Linked DNA regions of Homo sapiens: region 1 is linked to region 2. A link is a loop called in an ENCODE intact Hi-C map of the cell type or tissue named here. Cell type or tissue: GM12878. All regions are shown on one strand. Links, peaks and the distances in the headings refer to the core of each region. The heading gives the core; the rest is flanking DNA.

Region 1 (2,908 bases), core at 85-2,584, 730 kb after region 2:
CAGCGTTTGTGCCCTGGGAAGGTCTTGGCTGTTACTGTCCAATCCCAGCCTCTGTCCCTTCCCAAGTCCCCAGGATGAGTGGTAGTCAAGGTGCTGGGTGCCTCAGTGTTATAATGTGAAAAGTCTCAGCCTGGCCTGAAACTCACCCATTAGAGCCCTCACCTGCAGATTCTATGCCCACAGCCCAGGCCAGATGAGGAAACTGTGGCTCAGAGAAGGGAATGACTTCCCAAAGGTCATCCCAAAAGGTAGTGGCAGAGGGAGACCAGATCCCTGATCTACAGATGCCCAGCCTGGGGTCCTTTTAGCTCTGATGGGGTGAGGCCTGGGGCAGCATGAGGCTGGGAGCAGGGAAGATGGGGGAGGGCAGGAGGCTGAGAGAGCCCAGGTGAGAGAGGGCCAAGCTTGAAAGGTTTTCCCAGGCTGGGGGAGAGGCCCTGGTCAGGATGTGTATGGGTAAGGGGTGAGATACAGAGGTCCCTGGGGCGGGCCCAGACCTGTTTCTCCTTTGCCCAGTTTCAGTTCTGTTTTGCTTGTCCCCTTCTGTTTTGCGTTCAGAGTGGGTTGGGGTGGTGGTGGGGTGACTCTTAGCCCCCATCTTGATCCCCATGGTGGGGGATGAGGAGATGGGCTTAACTCCAGACACCACTTTCAGTCCCCCTTTCTACCCCCACCCAGGGTCCCCCAGTCTAAGGGCGGATGCGGGAGGCCTGGCTGGGTCCGTCCTCACAAGGAGGGGCAAGCTGGGCAGAGCCTGGCTGGCCTCCCCTGCTGCCATACCTTGGAGCCCACAGCCTCCAGTGGGTAGTGACTGGCCCCAAATCTAGACATAGGTAATGTTTGCTTAGTGAGCTCATGTGCTATGGGACTAAGTTGAAATGCTCTGCCCCTTACTCATACACCCTTATTGACTCACAGGTCCCCAAGGTGAGTCACGCCCACATCAGGTATTGTGGGTGTATGAGACATACACCCACTGCAAACTGGGATGCAGTTTCCAGTCCCCCTGCCAGCATGCTTAGGGCACCAGGAAGGGCAGTGGGTGCTGATGGGCCCCAGATTTACCAAAGATGACTCCAGTTGGAGGCCTTGGACTGCTGTGGGCTTGTCAGGGGCCTTTGTGGCCCTGGGAGGAGGTGTCTGGGGCTGCTCCAATGTCTTTGGGGTCTCTCAGGTTGGGGTGGATCCTTTGGGAGTGCTGGGCACTGGCAGAGACTCAGGCCGCAGGGAGGGGACTTGCTTTCCCTCTGGCTCCCTCAGGAGGCCTCAGCTGCAGTGCTGGGTGCTGGCTGTCCTCAAACCCATGTCCTCCAGCCCCCTGACGTCTTCTCATTTCCTCATCTCAGGTTTCAGCCCACTCAGGCTGACGTTGCCTTCTGATCTCGTTTTTCAGCAGCCCCCAGGTCTCCGTGGCTGCTGTGCAGAAACGCGAGTGGTTGGGGGAAGTCCACATGATGCTGGCCTTGAAGAGCCTCCTGCCAGCCAGGCCTCAGGAGGGCTCACTTCCCCATTGCAGAACTCCTGCGGAGACCCAGGGGCAATTTCTGGTCTTTAGCACAGGGCCTCTGAGGGGCTGGCTTTTCCTAGGGGCTGCCCTGGTGCTGTGGCACCGTGGGGTGGGGGATTTCGGCAACGCCAGGGGCTCGACATGGCTGAAACTTCTTTGGACAGCTCAGCTACCCCAGGTAGAAGCCTCTGTCCCTCCCGGAGCCAGGCCTGTCCCAGCTTCGAAGTCAGATGTTGGGACATGCTGTATGCCTTTGGGACGAGTAGCCCCGTGGGCTCAGAGCTCTGACAGTGAACCCAGATGGGGTTGCTGTGAGGCACTGGGCGGGTCTAAACAAACAAGGTGCTGTGTGAGTGCATAGGTGCGAACAGGCTGCTCCAAGGGACTCTTGAATTGTCTTTGCGGACAAGTGGGAGTTAGCTGGAAAAGAAGGAGCTGCGTGGTCAGAGGCGTGGAGGCAGGCAGTGGAATAACCCATGTGGAGAACTGCAAGCATTTCCACATGACTGACTGGAGTGTGAGGGGGTGTAGGAGACCGGAGGGCAGGCGGTGGGCAGGGGGCTGGAGAAGGACCCTGAGGGCTCAGCCAAGGAGCAGGACTTTTCCTGAAGCAGCAGAGGCAGAGAGCCAGGCCCCTCCTGAGCCCTCTCACTTCTGTGCAGGGACACCTCCCAGTGAAGTAGGCCTGGGCCTCAGAGGCACCCCGACCCTGGCTGCTGACTCAGCTCTGCCTCTGTGAGGGCCAGTGGGGGGCTGCCCACATGAGCCACGGAGCCATGGCATGGCCTGGGGCTGGCTCTCCTGGGCTGCCCTCCACCCAAGGTCTTGAGGTTCTGCCATTCCCTCTTCAAGGGGTCTGACCATGCAGCCCTAGGTGGGGACGGACCCTGTAGCCTGCTCACTGGTGCCTGGGGTGCCACTGCCAGTCCTGCTCTGGCGCTGATGGGGAGGCAGAGGCAGCCGCCAGAGAGAAGATCCCAGGTGGGGAGAATGTGGGCAAGAGGCCATGCTCCCTCCTGCAGCCTTCATGAAGGCTCAGAGTGTTCTGGAAGTGTTTGGGGGCTGGCCTCATCTCCTCGGCTAGCTCCAACGCCTCCCGGCTCGGCCCCCACATATCACGCTCAAGTGGACCGATCCTGACTGAGGCAGAAAGTAGAACTGGCCCCTCACCATGCGCTCCAGCCCTACTGCTGAAGGAGGCAGGATGGCACAGAGGTGAGGGCGTGAATTCTGCATCACTCAGACTTGGGGCTAGATCCTGGGTCTGGTGGGGAGCACACTGGGCTGGCAAGGCCCGTCGTGCTTTACTAGCTACCTTTGACCCAGTAATCCCACTTCCAGGAGTCTGTCTTACAGAGACACCCGAACGAATATGACAGATGCACACACACCAAGCTGCAT
Region 2 (2,908 bases), core at 241-2,740:
CTCGCCTCAGCCTCCCAAAATGCTGGGATTACGGCGTGCACCACCGTGCCCGGCCAGGTATTCACAATCCTGTACCTGGCTTTTTTCCGTAGGAAAAGAATAGACCATGGAACCCAGCCCATATCAGCGTACATACGACTGCTCCAAGTTTTCCTGGCTGGATTGTGTGCCTATTATATGGACGCAATGTAATCTATTCAACCATCCTGCTGCTGCTGGACATTTAGGTTGGTTCTCATTTTTTAACAAGTTCAGGCCCAGCGCGGTGGTTCACGCCTGTAATCCCAGCACTTTCGGAGGGTGAGGCGGGCGGATCACAAGGTCAGGAGATCGAGACCATCCTGGCTAACACGGTGAAACCCCGTCTCTACTAAAAATACAAAAATTAGCCGGGCATGGTGGTGGGCGCCAGTAGTCCCAGCTACTTGGGAGGCTGAGGCAGGAGAATGGCATGAACCCAGAGGTGGAGCTTGCAGTGAGCCGAGATCACACCACTGCACTCCAGCCTGGTCAATAGAGCGAGACTCCGTCTCAAAAATAAACCAGTTCAAACAATTATGTAATGAACATCCTTGGAAAAGTTTTAAGCAGGTAAGTGATAGGATCAGATTTGCTTGTTTAAAATGTCACTCTGAATATGTAAGCTGCTGAAATCTGAACAAGATCTATGGATTGTATCAATATCAATTTCCTGGCTGTGGATATTGTACTATTGTGCAAGATGTTGCCACTGAGGAAATGAGAAGGAAACCAGGTGAAGAGTACATGGAATCTGTCTATATTATTTCTTATAATGCATGTGAATCTATAATTATCTCAAAATAAAAAATTTAATTAAAAAATTGAGGCCCGGCATTGTGGCTCACGCCTGTAATCCCAGCACTTTGGGAGGCTGAGGCAGGTGGATCACCTGAGGTCAGGAGTTCGAGACCAGCCTGGCCAACATGGTAAAACCCCTGTCTCTACTAAAAATACAAAAAATTAGCCAGTTGTGGTGGCAGGCACCTGTAATTCCAGCTACTTAGGAGGCTGAGACAGGAGAATCACTTGAACCCAGGAGGCAGAGGTTGCAGTAAGCTGAGATTGCGTCACTGCACTTCAGCCTGGGAGACAAGAGCAAAACTCTTGTCTCCAAAATAAAAAAGAAAAAAAACACACGTATTAGGATAATTAGTATCAAAATAACAGAAAATAACAAGTGTTGGCAATAATGTGTGAAAACTGGAATGCTTCTGCACTGCTGGTGGGAATGTAAAATGGGGCAGCTACTATGGGAAACAATATGGAAGTTCCTAAAACACTAAAAATAGAACTATCCTATGACCCAACCATCTCACTTCTGGTTTTACAGCCAAAATAATTGAAAACAGGATCTCAAGGAGATATTTCCACACTATGCTTACAGCAGCACTAGTTGTAATAGCCAAGAGGTCAAAAGCAACCCAAGTGTCCACTGACAAATGGATAAAGAAAATGAGGTATATACATACAACGGAATATTATTGAGCCTTAAAAAGGAAGGAAATTCTGACACATGCTACAACATGGTTGAACCTTGAGAACATCTTATTAAGTGAAATAAGCCAGTCCCCAAAACACAGATACTATGTGATTCTACTTACATGAGTTGTCTATAGTAGTCAAATTCATAGAAACAGAAAGTAGAATAGTGGTTGTCAGGGGCTGGGGAGAGGGAAATACAGAGGTGTTAGTTTCATGGGTATAGTTTCACTTTTGCAAGCTAAAAAAATTCCGGAGAGCTCTTCCATAACAATGCGAATTTAACTAACGGTACTTAACTCTATACTTAGAAATGGTTAAGATGGTAAATTTTGGCCAGGCACAGTGGCTCACGTCTGTAATCCCAGCACTTTGGGAGACCAAGCCAGGTGGATCACTTGATGTCAGGAGTTCGAGACTAGCCTGGCCAACATGGTGAAACCCTGTCTCTACTAAAAATACGAAAATTAGCCAGGTGTGGTGGTACACGGCTGTAGTCCCAGCTGCTCAGGTGGCTGACGCAGGAGAATTGCTTGAACCCAGGAGGCAGAGGTTGCAGTGAGCCGAGTTCACACCACTGTACTCCAGTCTGGACAACAGGGTGAGACTCTATGCAAAAAAAACAAAAAAAAAAAACAACAAAAAAAAGGAAAGGGGAGCCAGGCATGGGTGTGGTGGCTCACGCCTATAATCCCAGCACTTTGGGAGCTGAGGCTGGTGAATCACCTGAGGTCAGAAGTTTGAGACCAGCCTGGCTAACATGGTGAAACCCTGTCTCAACTAAAAATACAAAAATTAGCTGGGCGTGGTGGCGCATGCCTGTAATCCCAGCTACTCGGGAGGCTGAGGCAGGAAAATAGCTTGAACCTGGGAGGCGTAGGTTGCAGTGAGCCAAGAATGCACCATTGCACTCCACCCTGTGCAACAAGACAAAACTCTGTCTCAAAAAAAAAAGATGGTAAATTTTATCTTATGCATTTTTTTACCATACACACAAACAGACAAAACTAGAGGAGAGCTAGTTAAAAAAAAAAAAAAAATCACTCTAGCTGCCACTAGGTTTGAAGGGGCTCTGCTAGTGGCAGGAAAGTCTCCTAGCAGGATGTTCTTTTGTCTTGATGAGAAGTGCTGGGGCATGAACAAAGGCAGTGCCCTGGATCCCCAAAGACTGTGAAAGATTGAATTATTTGTCCCTTGTAATATAATTATCCACCCACATCCTTGCCATGGTGGACAGAGAATACTTTCCCACCTTTTGATTTTGTGTTTGGCCATGTGACTTGCTTTGGCCAGTAGGAAACTTGTGAACCTGACATGAGAAGTTTTGAAATGTGCTTGCTCAGTTGGACATGCCTTCTCATGCTGCAGTAATCTGCCATGACAAGAACGTGCCCCATATAGCTGCTGC

Evidence for each region. A loop is a pair of places that touch in the nucleus more often than their neighbours do. Peaks named below come from ENCODE experiments on the same cell type or tissue, not always from the same donor. Only the 100,000 strongest peaks of a DNase experiment are listed, where the experiment ranks them.
Region 1: it touches region 2 in a loop (6-fold over the local background); 1 of 110 quality-filtered maps calls a loop at or near these places.

The regions. Positions count from the first base shown.
Region 1 is chr15:74,395,141-74,398,048 of GRCh38, reverse strand. No RefSeq gene overlaps it. Among named protein-coding and RNA genes, the nearest start is that of MIR6881, 15 kb to the left of the region's middle. RefSeq lists enhancers at 249-298, 319-738, 328-961, 979-1,178, 348-1,547 and 3 more. In GM12878, for the core only: no CTCF peak of the experiment used is centred there; DNase peaks (open chromatin) are centred at 508 and 1,408; H3K4me3 peaks cover 1,690 bases; H3K27ac peaks cover 2,500 bases.
Region 2 is chr15:75,129,901-75,132,808 of GRCh38, reverse strand. LOC124903530 (a long non-coding RNA gene) reads right to left here and starts at 1,873. Exons shown (of 2, transcript XR_007064721.1): 1 at 1,623-1,873. RefSeq lists enhancers at 1,364-1,613, 1,784-1,843, 1,884-2,073. In GM12878, for the core only: no CTCF peak of the experiment used is centred there; DNase peaks (open chromatin) are centred at 1,718 and 2,043; H3K4me3 peaks cover 749 bases; H3K27ac peaks cover 2,229 bases.